2 separate regions of the Homo sapiens genome follow, and region 1 is linked to region 2. Evidence: chromatin loops called from intact Hi-C (ENCODE). Cell type or tissue: right lobe of liver. All regions are shown on one strand. Links, peaks and the distances in the headings refer to the core of each region. The heading gives the core; the rest is flanking DNA. Region 1 overlaps TESC (tescalcin). Region 2 holds the start of LOC105370010 (a long non-coding RNA gene).

Evidence for each region. Hi-C counts contacts between places; a loop is a spot of excess contacts. Peaks named below come from ENCODE experiments on the same cell type or tissue, not always from the same donor. Only the 100,000 strongest peaks of a DNase experiment are listed, where the experiment ranks them.
Region 1: it touches region 2 in a loop (1.8-fold over the local background); 5 of 110 quality-filtered maps call a loop at or near these places.

The regions. Positions count from the first base shown.
Region 1 is chr12:117,043,861-117,052,186 of GRCh38, reverse strand. It overlaps TESC (tescalcin), which reads left to right. Exons shown (of 8, transcript NM_017899.4): 4 at 3,029-3,168; 5 at 5,349-5,410; 6 at 5,521-5,628. Among named protein-coding and RNA genes, the nearest start is that of TESC, 51 kb to the left of the region's middle. RefSeq lists a silencer at 1,069-1,363. In right lobe of liver, for the core only: no CTCF peak of the experiment used is centred there; a DNase peak (open chromatin) is centred at 3,906; H3K27ac peaks cover 742 bases.
Region 2 is chr12:117,116,566-117,124,891 of GRCh38, reverse strand. All of the region lies in intron 2 of TESC-AS1 (TESC antisense RNA 1), which reads right to left. LOC105370010 (a long non-coding RNA gene) reads left to right here and starts at 3,855. Exons shown (of 4, transcript XR_945398.3): 1 at 3,855-4,042. RefSeq lists an enhancer at 5,805-6,399. In right lobe of liver, for the core only: a CTCF peak has its summit at 4,976 (motif pointing right); no DNase peak of the experiment used is centred there.

The sequences.
Region 1 (8,326 bases), core at 136-8,135, 73 kb after region 2:
AAAAAGAGTGAAAATGGCCTGCCCTCATGCTGGGTTGCAGATTTAGATGTAGCCCCTGTTTTCTGTCCACTGATCTTCATCCTGGTGCTCATTTTAGAAATGGGAGTTAGAGGGCTGGGTGTGGTGGCACGCACCTGTAATCCCAGCTACTCCAGGAGGCTAAGGCAGTAGGATTGCGTATGGCCAGGGTTCAAGACCAGTCTGGGCAATATAGCGAGATCTCATCTCTTAAAAAATAAATAAATAAATAAACTTTTATTTAAAAAATGGAGTGGAGAGCAAGTGGGGCTGGTTCCAGGTGCTCTGTCTGGGTTTCTTTGGCACTGGCTGTCATTGCCTTTGGAGACCAGAATGTTGGTCTCTTCAGACCTGCGGGAGCACTCGGAGGGGAAGGGACCCTCCTTCCTTGAGTTGGGTCCTGAGGCTGAAGCAGTGCCGGTCACAAGGTTCCCAGAGAAGGACACACACCTGCCTTCCCCAGGGGTCTATCACATTTTCACCCATGCTAATCTTAATCCCTCTTGCTGCAGCCTAAACCACTTGGGAAGGACGTGTGAGCCAGTCGCTGTGGGAAGGGCTTTCAGAGCAGCCCGATAAGTCCGGGGGCTATTTTTATGCTCTGTAAATTTGGTCTCTGCCGCCCACAGTGAGAACTTTGAGGTTATTAAAGCCTGTGGCAGGAGCGGTGGGGAGCTTCATACGATAAAAGAGAGAAGAGAGACCTGTGAAAACACATAAAGATGGGGCTTCCTGAGCCCAGGGAAGGACAGATCTCATCCCGCAGATGGGCAGTTTCTTGATCCGCCTTCCCTAATCCAGACTTGGGACCCCACCTCTCCCTGGAAAATCTCCTGGAAGAGAAAAATAAAAAAGTGGGAGTTCCCAGGACACTTAGAGGCTGTCGTATGGGTGTTAGTGTATTTGCTGGGTGCTGAAAAGGAGTAGTAGATGAACCTCTAAAGAGAGAATTGCAAACATATTCCTTTACATGGAGGTGCAGTCGTGCCCTGGGTGGGACCCAAGTAACATATCCAAGCACTAACCACTAACTGTTAGCCACCCCGGGCCAGCTAGGCACTGCCCCTTCCGAAGGGCCACAGTGAGAGGCTGTGGCAGAAACTTGAGCTTGCCAGCCATATGACAGCCTGCCCCAGCAGCCTCGGGCGCTCATGGTCACAGTCCAGTAGAGATAAGGGTTTGACGACAGTGGGTCAGGAGCTTGGGTTTGGAGTCATCTCCAGGCTGTTTTGTTTCTTTCGTTTGAGACAGGGTCTTACTTAGCCACCCAGGCTGGAGTGCAGTGGCGTGATCTTGGCTCACTGCAGCCTCGGCCTCCTGGGCTCAAGTGATCCTCCCACCTCAGCCCCCTAAGTAGCTGGGACTACAGGTGCACACCACCGCACCCATCTAATTTTTTGTAGAGACAGGGTTTCTCCCTGTTGCCCAGGGTGGTCTTGAACTCCAGAGCCCAAGCAATTGGCCTGCCTCAGTCTCCCAAAGTGCAGGGGTTACAGGCGTAAGCCATTGCGCCTGGCCTCCGAGCTATTAACAACTGCCAAGACCTGAGCTGGACCACACATTTCTGAGTCCCTCATCTGGGTGTCAGGCAGTGTGCCGGGCATGGGGCATGAACTCCCTGTGTCCCCATCCCCCAGAACACCAGCCCTTTCTTGCCTCCTCCAAAAAGCACATTTGTACGGCCAGTCTCAAACCTGCCCTAACTTACCACAAAACTTTCAATCCTTGGCAAACTTTGTATTTGGGTATAAACAGATTACTTAGAGATGCTTGCAGCCAATCACCATCCTAAAATTTTGAACTAGTGAGAGCGAGCAGAGGTTGGCAAACCTTTTCTGTAAAAAGACAAGGAGTAAATATTTTAGGCTTTGCGGGCCACGCAGTCTCTGTTGCAGCTACTCAGCTCTGCAGACAAGCATAAATGAATGGGCATGGCTGTGTGCCAATAAAATTTTATTTATGGACACTGACATTTGAATTTCATGTAATTTTCACTTGTCATGAAATACTATTCGACTTTTTTTTTTTTGGCAAGCATTTTTTCAACTATTTAAAAATGTGAAAACCGGCCAGGCACATGGCTGTCATATATAGTCCCAGCACTTTGGGAGACCAAGGCAGGAGGATGGCTTGAGCTCAGGAGTTTGAGGCTGCACCACTGAACTCCAGCCTGGGCAATGGAGTGAGACCCTGACTCTGACAAAATTAAGATAAAATTGTGAAAAGTCTTCTTCCTCTTCTTCCTTTTTTTTTTTTTTTTTTTTTCTTGAGACAGGGTCTCCCTCTGTCACCCAGGCTGGAGTGCAGTGGTGTGATCTCAGCTTACTGCAACCTCCACCTCCTGAGTTCAAGCGATTCTCTCGCCTCAGCCTCCCGAGTAGCTGGGACTACAGGTGCACACCACCATGCCCAGCTAATTTTTGCATTTTTATTAGAGGCGTGGTGTCATCATGTTGGCCAGGCTGGTCTCGAACTCCTGACCTCAGGTGATCTGCCCACCTCGGCCTCCCAGAGTGCTAGGATTAGAGGCATTAGCCACCGCACCCAGCCCGAAAAGTCTTCTTAGTTCAGGGGCTGTATGAAAATAGATGACAGGCCAAATTGGGCCTATGGGCTGTTTGCCAACCCCTGAGCTAAAGGAAAGGATCAGGAGATGTACTCAGTGAGTTACTGGATTGCTTGGTTTCTTCATAAGTGCTGGCCTGTGTGCACCATCACACACCCACGCATCCCTCTGTCACCGCCTGAATCAACGGTCACGCAGTTGTCTCTCTCTCTTCCACCTCCCTGATGATGAGCTCCGTGAGGGCAGGGCAAGGGCTGAGCTTTCAGCTTCCGGAGCCTGCAGCCCCGCCACGAAGCAGGTTCTTGGGGCACAGACGCAAGGCGAGAGCAGCCATCGTGGGTCCAGTGTGCACCCTGAGAGCGGAGTTCTCGGGAGCTAATGGTAGCAAGAGGACAAGATCCAGTTCTTCATTTATTTCCAACACCCTCCTTGTTGCTCCCGTAGGAACCTGCGCAAGGGACCCAGTGGCCTGGCTGATGAGATCAATTTCGAGGACTTCCTGACCATCATGTCCTACTTCCGGCCCATCGACACCACCATGGACGAGGAACAGGTGGAGCTGTCCCGGAAGGAGAAGCTGAGATGTGCGTGCCACTGAGTCCCCTTGCTCACACCTGGCCTGGGGTGCAGCCTCCCCTAAGACCTCAGAACGCAAGGCGCCTCTGCAGCAGGAGGCTGGGTGTGCATTGGCTTGGGGGCTTGGAGGGCTTGGGGCCACCAGCCCTCGTCCCTGTGAGGCTGGCATTGCTGTCTCCCGTTCCCGGCACCTTCATCCTAAACATTCCTCAGCAGCTTGTGGCTTCCTGGGACTAGAAGGGGGTTGTGCGGTGGATGTGAAACAAGGCCCTTGATGCAAAGACCTGGGTTCCAGTGTGGCCCGTCTCACCAGCCATGTGACCTTGAACCTTGACCCAGAACGTGGGTATGCCGATCATGCGTGGTTCTGAGGGCTGGGTAAGATCACACAGTCAGCCTTTGGCACACAGGAAGCGCTCCCTAAAGTCAGTTTCCTCCTCTCCCTCCTCCATGGGCTGTGCTATTGCTGGGTTCCTGAGACCAGCCCCACTATGTTCTGGCTCCCGAGTGGGTTCAGTTGTGGTCCCAGCTGGCCAGCCGCACAGGTCCCAGGCAGTGCCCCGAGTCACATCTCCTTTTCCTGTGGCCTTTCCCATGACTCCTGACATCCCTCTGTGTCCCGCCCCAGGTCAGCCTCCTCATCAAGAAAATGTAAACATGGGACTTCGCTATATTTAGCACTGGAATGTGTATGCGGGGCTGGTGGGAACAGCCCGGGTGGCGGGGGTGGATCCCTGGTGTGAGCCTGGCTTCCTGTCTGCTCCAAGGGGCGTGGAACAGGACGGACTCAGGTCCAAATCCCTGGTTTCCTGTCCCTTAGTGGTGTGGCCGTGGGCAAACGCCTTAACTTCCGTGAGCTTTGACAGTCTGTCTGGGAGGCAGGGCTCAGGCATCCCTGGCCTCTTGGGGTTGGGTGAGAGGGAGACAGAGGTTTGTGAAGCGCTTTGCACACCTGGGCATCTGGTCAGTGTTCAGTAAATGCCAGCTGGGCTCAGTGGTGCACTCCTGTAATCCCAGCACTTTAGGAGGCTGAGTGGGGAGGATAACTTGAAGCCACGAGTTCAGGGCTCAGCCTGGGCAGCAGAGAAAGACACTTGCCTCTACAAAATAAAAAAATGAGCACGGCATAGTGGTGCTGCGTGCCTGTGGTCCCTGGTACTCGGGAGACTGGGGTGGGAGGGTAGTTTGAGCCCAGGATATGGAGGCTGCAATGAGCTACAGTTGCACCACTACATTCAGCCTGTGCGACAGAGTGAGACCCCATCTCTGAAAAAAATAATAACAATAATAAAAAATAAATGCCGGCTGAGCACGGTGGCTCACACCTGTAATCCCAGCACTTTGGGAGGCTGAGGTGGGTGGATCATTTGAGGTTGGGAGTTTGAGACCAGCCTGGCCAACTGGTGAAACCCTGTCTCTACTAAAAACACAAAAATTACTTGGGCATGGCGGCGTGCACCTGTAATCCCAGCTACTCAGGAGGCTGAAGCAGGAGAATCTCTCGAACCCAGGAGGCAGAGGTTGCAGAGAGCCCAGATCGTGCCACTACACTACAGCCTGGGTGACAGAGCGAGACTAAATCTTGAAAAAATAAATACATTAAAAAAAAAAATGCCAACACAGAAGACTTGGGAGAGCTCCAGCTCCCAAGGCCGTGCTGGGAACAACATGGAGAGGCCCCCTCCCGGCCATCGCCTCCCTGATGCCAGGCCTGGGGCTGCCCATGTTAGATCAGTCGGGCCCAGATCAGAAGCACTGTGGACCGTGACCTGCTATGGGTGAGATGATGGTGCCCTCCAGGGCTGTGGGAACAATATTTTGAACTCGACACCGTTTGACTTGTGTTAACGGGTAACGCTTACTGTCGTGATATTCATGCTCACGGGGCAGTTGCCAGGCCCTAACGCCACAGCGCTAGCTCCCAGCCCTCCTAAGGCCACGAGGTAGACACTGTTGTTATTCCCATTTCACAGATGAGGAAACTGAGGCTCAGAGAAGTTAGGTCACGGGCCCAAGGTCACCCAGTAGGAAGTAGTCAGTCTGGTCCCACAGCTCATGCCCTGACCCCTCTGGCTTTGGCATTGAGGTTTGGTTATTGGTGTCTTTTGCTTAGTTTAGTGTACATTTCAGGGGGTGGCAGGGGCCAGGCCCCGCCTGACGGAGTCCCCTCTCTCCCCTGCCACCCTAGTTCTGTTCCACATGTACGACTCGGACAGCGACGGCCGCATCACTCTGGAAGAATATCGAAATGTAAAGTATGCTCCTCTGGCCCGCCCGGGGCTCCTGGTGCCTTCCCCCTCTGCCCCCCACGACCCTGATGGAGGCCCAAGGTCACCGTTTGTTTCCGCCCCACCTGGCAGGTGGTCGAGGAGCTGCTGTCGGGAAACCCTCACATCGAGAAGGAGTCCGCTCGCTCCATCGCCGACGGGGCCATGATGGAGGCGGCCAGCGTGTGCATGGGGCAGATGGTGAGCGCCCCTGCAGCCCTCCCGAGACGCGCAGTGCCTTTCCCGCTTATGGTCTGCGTTTCTGGAAGGCCTCATGGGGCAGGGGCCAGGTGTATTCTGCCACCTGCTCTACCTGTGGCCTGTGGGGCTCAGGAACCTCTCCCAGCCCTTCCTGTCCCCCAGGAGACTGAAGGTCCAAGTCCCCAGAGAGCTGCATAAGGCAGGGAAGCAGAGTTCGAGATCTCAGGCTTTGGGGTCCAGGAGCCCCCACCTGCATAGCCCCCTGATCCCCCACCCCGGCCTCAGTCAGTGCTCACAGCAGCACTTGACCCTGGGGCCAGGCCTAGGTAGCACATGGCACAGGCTGGCCTTAATTGGTTTATTTCTTAACAAATGACTCAGAGGCAACTTCTGGCCTCGAAGGCAGGGGTCAGCAGGGAGCCCTATTGGGGGCTGACAAGAGCCGATGGCATGGAGTCCGGTGGAGGAGCCGAGGTGGGGGCTGGTGTGTAAATGACACAGAAGAGAGGGAAGTGGCCTTTCCATGTTCATCATTTATTACATCTTGCCTCATTTTGACTGGTGGGAAAACTGAGACTCAGAGAGCATAGAGAATCCTCTAGACCTTATGATCTTTCCTGTGCAGGGTGGATTTTCTCTTGTAAGGACAGGTGCAGCCCCACCAGCCCCCAGCCCTAAGGCTCTAAGCCTCTGGGGACCACTCAGGCAGGCAGGTGACCACCTGGGTGTCGTGTGTTCCCTGAGGGGTTTGGATGGCCCCACTGATGCAGTCAGCCCTTTGCCCCTGTGTGTCTAAAGTGGCTGCGTCTCTAGACACCCTGACGGCTTTGTGTTTGCCCAGCCTGGAGTGGAGGGGCGTTCATGCTGGATCCTGCTCTCTGTGCCCCAAGCCTGTCCTTGAGGGACATGAGGCCACCGGCCTGGGCCTGCCCCCAGGGGCAGGGGCTGTGGTCGGTTGGTTTCCTGACGTGTATTTTATCTGTTTGCCTCTGGAGCCCAGGGGGAAGCTTCTGGCTTGGGTGAAACCTCCGCACTCAGCAGACTAACCACCACGGGAGAGGGCTTGTGACCTCGGTGGGGAGAGCAGGGATCCCCCGCCGGGTTGTCGGGCCAAATTCCCATTTGATTTAATTACACTCTCCTTGTTCAAATTACTCCCTGTCCCACTCCAGTTTCAATTGGCGACAGTTTTCTTAATTTGCTGTAGTGAAATTGCTGGCAGCTGCCAGCTGCTGATCTGCATAAAACCCCCGCAGCCTGGGAAGCAGAGGCATCTCGGGGCGGAGGCCGGGCTCCGGGGCGTACCCGCTGCCTACGGGCCCCCATGAGGTGGGGGTAGCCCTGGAACCAGGAAGACGGCTGCAAGGCAGAGGGCTCATCTCCACCTCTTTCTTCACTCATGGGTCCTCCGGGTGCTCCTAAAATACCTTCTGGTGTAAACCTCGGCCAGATAAACCCAGACCGAGCTGTGCATGCGGCCTGAGCTGGGGGCAAGGGGCAGCTGCGTCGGTTCAATCCCTCCCAGCCTCTGAGGACACTTCCCGTTCTGACCGTGCCATCCGCCAAAGACAAACAATCCCTGGTCCCCACTTTAATGGACTTCCAAAGGCAGTTATTGACTGAGGCGGATCTGTCTCTCTCTCTTTTTTTTCTTTTTTTCCCGAGACCAAGTCTTACTCTGCCGCCCAGGCTGGAGTGCAGTAGCACCATCTCGGCTCACTGCAACCTCCACCTCCTGAGTTCAAGTGATTCTCCTGCCTCAGCCTCCCGAGTAGCTGGAATTACAGGCGTGTGCCACTACGCCCGGCTAATTTTTGTATTTTTAGCAGAGACGGGGTTTCACCATGCTGGCCAGCTGGTCTCGAACTCCTGACCTCAAGTGATCCACCCACCTTGGTCTCCCAAAGTGCTGGGATTCCAGGCATGAGCCGTCGCGCCGGCCTGTGGATCTTTTGAGAGTGCTTTCTCAGGAGGTCACACCCATGGATGCTTGATGGGGGGACTGCTTCACTGGGCATTCAGCCGGGGCTGCTTCCCCCAACTCCCCGCCCTCCTTCCTTGCACCGATCACCCCCTTTCCAGCCCCAGACTCTGGCCATGGGGGCCTTTTCTATAATTAGCTCCCCTTGGCCAGCCTGGGAACCTAGGGAGGCCCGGCAGGGAGGGCAGCCACTGTGCCCGTGAGTGGGAAGACAGGGAGGAAGGAGCCATTAGGGACAGGGCTGGCCCAGGCTAGCCGAGAACTGCTGGGTTTCATTTTTTTTTTAATTTATTATTTATTTTTTAAGAGACAGGGTCTCGTTCTGTCGCCCCAACTGGAGTGCAGTGGTACAGTGGTGTGATCATAGCTCACTACGGCTTCCATCTCCTGCGCTCAAGCCATCCTCCTACCTCAGCCTCTGGAGCAGCTGGGACTACAGGTGTACACCACCACACCCAGCTAATTTTTAAAAGTTTTTTAAAAAAGAGATGTTTTGCTAAAAAGAGATGTCATTATGTTGACCAGTCTGGTCTCGAACTCCTGGCCTCCAACAGTCCTCCTGCCTTGGCCTCCCAAAGTGCTGGGATGACAGATGTGAACCACTGTGCCTGGCCAAAATTTTTTTAAGTATAAAGAGGAAACTAAAGAGCCTGCAAAGTCCTGCCAGTAGAAACAGCCCTCAAGGACTTGGAGGCAGCTAGATGCTCCCAGCTGGAC
Region 2 (8,326 bases), core at 151-8,150:
AGGTGTTTGGCCATGCCTTACTGCCTTGGTGGAATGTGCCAGCAATCCACAAGAACACAGCAGGCTGGGAGAGGGGCCATGGCTTCAGAAATACTGCCTTGGGGCTATTGTTTGTAGACCAAACCTGGACTCTCCTCCTGCTGCCCATGGATCAGGACCAGCTATGCCCACGTAGGCCTAGAACCATCCAGGTTGCGAGCAACTTGCCATTTCTACATTGGTGGCTGTTTCTAACACCGGAGGAGGTTGACTCACTGAGTAGACTGGCAGGGTCTTAGGAAGGAAATCAGTTATTTGGCCTCACACTCTGGCAAATGCCCTAAGGGAGTCCGTTGAGTTCCTGAATGCAGATAAAACTCTTTCTCGTTCATCAAAATGAGCCCTGGGGCTCACCCCTTCTCTCACCCTTCAAGGTTCATCCATCACCTTGTCCTGCTCTAGGGACCACACTGGACCTCTGTGCCTCCCCACTGCCACCACCCTGGTCCAAGCCACCACTGTCTCTTGCCTTGGCAAGTTCACCTGCCTCCTACCTGGTTTTTCTAAAATCTGTATCTCTTGGAATGACTCCCTTGCTTGATGGCTTCCTGTTGCCCTTAGAACAAAGTCCAAACTTTTAAGCACAGTGTATTACCCTCCTGCACACAGACTCTGCCTCTGCCACAAGTTAGAGGCTCCCTGACTTCCCTACACCCTCCTGCCTCTGGGCCATTGCACAGGCTGTTTCCTTTGCCTGGAACTCACTCTACCTACATTCATATTTTTTGAGCTCCTACCAAGTGCATAGCAGTATGCTAGGTGCATGGAACATATAAAAGACACCCAGGCTATGTAGCCATGTTGGGCATGTAACGGTAATGGAGTCATATTGTATTAGTCCGTTTCATGCTGCTAATAAAGACATACCTGAGACCGGGTAACTTGGAAAGAGGTTTAATAGACTCACAGTTCCATATGGCTAGGGAGGCCTCACAATCATGGTGGAAGATGAAGGAAGAGCAAAGGGACGTCTTACATGGCAGCAGGAAAGAGAGCTTGTGCAGGGGAACTCCCATTTATAAAACCATCAGATCTCATGAGACTTATTCACTATCACGAGAGCAGTGTGGGGGAACTGCCTTCATGATTCAATTATCTCCACCCAGCCCTGCACTCGACACAAGGATTATTGCAATTCAAGGTGAGATTTTGGTGGGGACACAGCCAAACCATATCACATATTTACCACACACAGTGAGCCCAGCACGTGCCAGGCACTTCACATATATATCTCTCATCCTCCCAGCAGCCCCGCAGGGTAAGTGCTACTATGTTATTCTCACGTTAGAGATAGGGGAATCAAGGCCCAAAGAAAGGCAGCTCAGATAACGGAGAATGATGGTGGGAACACACTACCTCTCTGCGTTTAGCACAGTGCTTCTCAAAGTCTCTTCCTAGACCAACTGCAATCACCTGAGAACTCGTCAGGAATGCAGATTTCTGAACCCAGCCCCACTGAATCAGAAGCTCCGGTGCTGGAGCTCAGTGACATGTATTTTAATAAGTCCTCCAAGGGCTTCTGAGAGACACACTCAAGTCTGGGAACCACTCAGTCATGAGGTATTTTATATACAAATGGTTTGATTTGTCAGCATGGGGTACTGGTGGCCTTAATGGCTTTCCATTTTTAAAAAAAAATTTAAAAAAACCAACTACAGTGCTGATGAGATTATAGTGAGATTGTAAACCCTAATTATAGTGAGATTTCAAGGCCCCTTTCCCCTCCACGTAGGGTGGTATTCTCAAAGCCCGGATTCCCTGGATCTGATGACAGGGACACTATGTTGCCCAGGGTGGCCTCCTGGGCTCAGATGATCCTCCTGCCTCAGTTTCAGGAGTAGCCGGGACTACAGGTGAGCACCACCACATTCAGCTCTCAAAGCCTTTTGTGAAAGATTATTCAGGGGATACTTTATAGTTTTTTAAAAATATGTATTTATTTATTTTTTATTTTATTTTTGAGATGGAGTCTCACTCTGTCGTCCAGGCTGGAATGCAGTGGCGTGATCTTGGCTCACTGCAAGCTCCGCCTCCTGGGTTCACACCATTCTCCTGCCTCAGCCTCCCGAGTAGCTGGGACTACAGGTGCCCGCCACCACACCTGGCTAATTTTTTGTATTTTTAGTAGAGACGGGGTTTCACCGTGTTAGCCAGGATGGTCTCGATCTCCTGACCTCGTGATCCGCCCGCCTTGGCCTCCCAAAGTGCTGGGATTCCAGGCATGAGCCACCGTGCCCAGCCTTTTAAAGGGTTTTTTAAAGCCACTTCAATAAATTCCCTTAAATACTTTAAGTATACTAATGAATTTAATATATTTGATTTCTTCTTAAGCACTTTTCAGAACCTTCCTAAGTACTTCATTATGAATTTTTATACATCTAATAAATTGAACTTTAAATATGCAAATTTTAAGTTCTCTTAAAGAGTAGTGTTCTGTTTACAAACTTAATATTAAGTTCTCATATAACTTCCAGCTTAAAATCTGGCTGACACAACAATGTGAATATACTTACTACCACCGAACTGCACACTTGAAAATGGTTAAGATGGTCAGTTTTATGTTATGTATATTTTACCACAATTTACAAAAATATCTGGCCATAACTGATTACTCAATTCATTTGAAATTGGAATCACAAGGCCTTTCTGTTAGACGATGCCAAATTCTCTTAAACATTTCAAACCCTTAAAATAGAAAAGTATACCAATATACGTAGATTACTTTTCAATATAATACAGGACCAAAAAAAAAAAAAAAAGGAAGCTATGACTTTGCATTACTTCATCCTTTCTGTACTTAATGCTAAACCTTCTGGGGTTAAAGATTCTGACTAAGGAATACACTGTGCCATCCTGAGAAACTTGGCGGTGCCCACCAAGTACACAACGCTGCAAATTGCTACTTGGCCAGGAAGGAAGAATGGATTTTTTTCAAGGACCTCAGCTGAGCCCTAATTATAGTCACTGTGCTGATGGCAGATATCAAGGCCCTTTCTCCCTCCATGTGGGGCAGTACTCTCAAAGTCCAGATTCCCTGGGTCTGATGACAGAAATCCTAATTCTTCCCTATTGTGAATCTCAGGCCTCCCTTTTCCTCTTAGCCTTACCAGTGAATGTGCCATCTGCCTTTACTGCTTCCTTCTCTCCTGACTTCTTCCCCCACCACCTCCGCAAAGGACATGACCCATAGATACATTGTTCCATAGCACCCGCAGATCCTGCAGCCCCCGGCTTCCTGTTACTCTTACTCTTGTAGCATTTCAGAGAAGGAAAAGGCTGCTGAGTTGAGGACAGTGGGAGATTTCCAAAAAGGAGAACTTAAAAACTGGCCTTTGTAGGATGCACCAACAGGAGAGGGGGGAAAAGTGAGGTGAAGGGAATTCATTCTAGTCTGATGAATAAATTACTAGCCCAGGCATACTGTTTGCTTTCCCCTGCCTTCCCCCCCACTTTTTGAGATGGAGTCTTGGTCTGTCCCCCAGGCTGGAGTGCAGTGGCGCGATCTTGGCTCACTGCAAACTCCGCCTCCCGGGTTCAAGCCATTCTCCTGTCTCAGCCTTTCGAGTAGCTGGGATTACAAGTGCCCACCACCATGCCTGGCAAGTTTTTATATTTTTAGTAGAGACGGGGTTTCACCATGTTAGCCAGGCTGGTCTCGAACTCCTGACCTCAAGTGATCCACCTGCCTTGGTCTCCCAAAGTGCCGGGATTATAGGCGTGAGCCACCGCGCCCAGCCTCCCCTGCCTTCTGAGCAGGATGCACCCCTCTGTCGATTGCATCACATTGGAGCTCCTCCTCTTACATTGTCTGGTAGGGGCCTGGCAAGGAAGTGTTAACACGAGAAATGGAGATCTCCTATTCCTGACTCCCTCCTGGAACCAGCACGTCACTCCAGGCCCCCAGAGGCATTGGCCCTCCTGTGAATTCAACCAAGCGTGGTGTCCCATAGCAAATATGGAAAACGCCTGGAAAAAGCCACCAGATGGTGCTTCTCCATGCCAAGTGAGTGGCTCCACAATGACTAGGGGTGGGTGGGTGGTGAGGGGGAGGAGAAGAAACATCAGGTTCAGCAGTTACCCTGCTGGAACACCTGCTCGGGGAGGACATCAGAAGAACCTCAACGTCCATCAGTGGGGTAAGGGGACATTTATGCACATAAACAACCAGCTCAAGTCACCAGGGAATCTGTGCCAAAGATGAAGTTTTGAGAAGTCCCCAAGGTGACCTGGAGGGAGACGTGAGCGACCGCAGCCCTGGCACATCTTGGAGAGGTCAGCTGGTCTTGGAGGGGGCCTGCCTTATCCAGGAAGCTGATGGGACTCACCCCAATGTGGCCAGAGAAAAAAATGGGAGAGGGTGCCTTTATAAAAGCTCACGTCCTTTTTTTTTTTTTTTTTTTTTTTTGAGACAGAGTCTCGCTGTGTCGCCCAGGCTGGAGTGCAGTGGTGCGATCTCAGCTCACTGCAGCCCCTGCCTCTCGGGTTCAGCTATTCTCATGCCCCAGCCTCCCGAATAGCTGGGATTACAAGCACAGGGTACCACACCCAGCTACATTTTGTATTTTTAGTAGAGACAGGGTCTCTATGTTGCCTAGGCTGGTCTCGAACTCCTGGCCTCAAGTGATCCACTTGTGTCTGCCTCCCAAAGTGCTGGGATTACAGGTGTGAGCCACTGCGGCTGGCCTAAAAGCTCATGTCCTTTAATTGTCATACTACTCTACAGGGTAGATGCTGTTACTATAAACCCATTTTATTGATGAAGAAACTGAGGCTCAGTGAGGGGGCACTGAGCTGCCCAAGGTCTCAAGATGTTGGAGGAGGATGGTGGAGGAGGGTGGCTCCCCCAGCAGTGTCCAGGGAGTGATTTTCCTGCTGGTCACAGGTTCCCACAGGTGAGAAGCCCCGCTAGTCTTGATTGTGCCTGATCCCTCCTCATGCTCTAGGGGGCAGCAGAGTTTTATAATTTACCGTGAGATTCCCAGTGGAATAGACTAGGGTTCAAGTCCTGCTTTGGCTACCAACAGGGCGGGTGAATGAGGCCAGTCATTTAACCTGAGGGCAGGAGTCTCTGTTTCCTGTGGATAAAATGGAGATAAAGGTCTCTCCTGGACAAGTGCTTCCTAAGGACATCAGTAGCAACAGTAAGATAGTGGCAGACACCCAGGCGGCTGCTGGCTTGTGCTGTTCTAAGCACTTGGTGTGTTTCAGTTCTTTTCTTCTTTGCTACAGCCCAGGGCTGTCGCAACTCTCATTGCCCTGGTTTTGTAGATGCAGTCAAAGAGGCAAGGAGAAGCAAAGCGACTTTCCCAAGCTCACACAGGAAGTGGCAGAGCCAGGATTTGAATCCAGGTCGTCCAGCTGCTCTGGAACTGCCTGTGAAACTGCTTGGCACTTAGCGCACAGCTGGGCCAGCAGCACCCATGGATGGAAGCGTCCGTTCCTGAGATCATAACATTTACAGGGCTCCCCGGGAGCGAGGTGTGCCTACCACTGAGGCCCTTGGAACATCTTGCATAAAAGAAAGAAGTTCTTAGCCAGCAGCCCTGCACACTACCAGTTTCTAAGTTATTTATAAAGAGCTTGTTGAAGTCGAGAGACTTCTAACAGGCGGAGGTGTGTTCTTGAGACTAAGAATAGTGGCTGAGGCCTGACAGGAGGCGCTTTCTGGTGACATCAGAGCATCCCAGCCTTGCTTCCAGCCAGCAGCAGCAGCAGCTTGGAGGGAGTGTGAGTTTTCTCCTGGCTCAGCCACAGCTGCCGGTTCACCCCGGTTCACTGAGGTGGCCCACCCTGGTTCCTCCAGAGAGGGCGGCACTCAGCCTGGACGCTGAGGCAGGCGTGGGACAGGGATGGGTGACCCCCAACGAGCAGGCTTTAGCTGGAGTCTAGAGGTCTCTAATCTGCCACTTCCACCTCCCACTATTTGCTGAAGGGTGGCCATCTGGCCTTAACAATAGGATGGGGACAAAGAGCAGAGGCCCACAGGGGAGGGGCTGCGAAGTCCCTGAGCGGCCCTTGGATTTAGATCCCTTTCCCAGCAGTGGGGGGCAGAGTATTTTGCCATCCTGCTCACCCCAACCTCACCATCACCTGGGGGTTTCTAACAGGTACTGACCCCAGAGTCCCCAACCCTTCCTGCGACACCAGAGGCTCCAGGGGAATGTTATGCACATCACAGTTTTAGAACTCTAGAACTCTTTGTTTTTTTTTTTTAGATGAAGTTTCACTCTTGACGCCCAGGCTGGAGTGCAGTGGTGCGATCTCGGCTCATTGCAACCTCCTCCTCCTGGGTTCAAGTGATTCCCCTGCCTCAGCCTACTGAGTAGCTGGGATTACAGGCATGTGCCACCACATCCAGCTAATTGTATTTTTAGCAGAGACTGGGTTTCACCATGTTGGCCAGGCTAGTCTCAAACTCCTGACCTCAGGTGATCCATGTGCCTCGGCCTCCCAAAGTGCTGGAATTACAGGCGTGAGCCACCGCGCCTGGCCTAGAACTCTTGTAATCTACAAGAAGGAGAATTTCAACCCAGAACTTGCCCAAAATCCCAACAGGTGACCACTGGCTTTTTTCTGGACTGGAAATAAATTATGGGGATAGAGGGCAAAGATTAAGTCAAGCCAAGGTTAAATCGTGGTCCCTACCAGGAGCTGTGAGCTTTTAGTGGAGATATTAGAGAGATGTGGGGTGGGGGGTGAGGGAAGAAGGAAAGGGTAACAGTTTAAATGGGTAACTTAAAACGCTGTTTCAAATTTGTATAGCCATTGTGGAAAACAGTGTGGAGGTTCCTCAAAAAATTAAAAATAGAACTATCATAGGATCCAGCAATTCCACTTCTGGGCATCTACCCAAAGGAAATGAAATCAGTTTCTTGAATGGATAGCTACACTTCCATGTTGATTGCAACATCATTCATAGTAGCCAAGATAAACAACCTAAGTGTCCATCGACAGATGAATGGATAAAGAAAATGTGAAACGCACACATAGGAATATTATTCAGCCTTCAAAAAGAGGGAGATCCTTGGCCAGGTACAGTGGTCATGCCTGTAATCCCAGCACTTTGGGAGGCTGAGGCAGGTGGATCACCTGTGGTCAGGAGTTTGAGACCAGCCTGGCCAACATGGCAAAACCCCATCTCTACTAAAAATACAAAAATTAGCTGGGCATAGTGGCGCATGCCTGTAGTCCCAGCTACTCGGAAGGCTGAGGCAGGAGAATTGCTTGAACCTGGGAGGCGGAGGTGGCAGTGAGCCGAGATTGTGCCACTGCAGCCTGGGGGGCAGAGCGAGACTCTGTCTCCAAAAAAAAAAAAAAAAAAAAAAAAAGAGGGAGATCCTGCCATTTTCAAAACTGTGGCTGAACCTGGAGGATATTTTTCTAACTGAAATCAGGCAGACATAGAAACACAAACACTGCATTACCTCACTTATGTGTGGAATCTAAGCAAGTCCAACTCATAGAAGCAGACAGTAGAATGTTGGTTACCAGGGGCTGGGGCAGGGGGAGAGGAGAGATATTGGTCAAAGGATACAAACCTTCAGCATAATATGAATAAGTGCTAGAGACCTAGTGATCACAGTAGCATGGCGGAGGTGTGTTCTTGAGACTAAGAATAGTGGCTGAGGCCTGTATTAGTGACTGTAATTAGTAATAATGTACACCTGAAATATGCTAAGAGACTAGATCTCAAGTGTTCTTACCACACACACAAATAGCATATAAGGGGATAGATACGTGAATTATCTTGAAATGGATATATTAATGGATATGTTAATTATCATAGAAATAATTATCTATTATAATCATTTCACTTATAGACATATATTTAAATATCACAATATACACCCTAAATATATGCAATTTTTGTCAATTATAAATCAATAAAACTGGAAAAATAAATGTCATATAAAGTCAATAAAAAATACGCGTTTAGGCCAGGCCCGGTTGCTCATGCCTGTAATCCCAATGTTTTGGGAGGCCAAGGCAGGAGGATTGCTTGAGGCCTGGAGTTCGAGACCAGCCTGGGCAATAAGGCTAGACCCCATCTCTATAAAACATGAAAAAAAAACAACTGGGCAATGTGGTGCGGGCCTGTTGTCCCAGCTATTCAGGAGGCTGAGGTGGGAAGATCACTTGAACCTGGGAGGTGGAGACTGCAGTGAGACACGATGGCACCACTGCACTCCAGCCTGGGCAACAGAGGGAGACCCTGTCTCTTAAAAAACTACAAAAATACTGTTTCAGATTATTACTTGCCATAGGCAGGCTCTTATGCACAGTACAT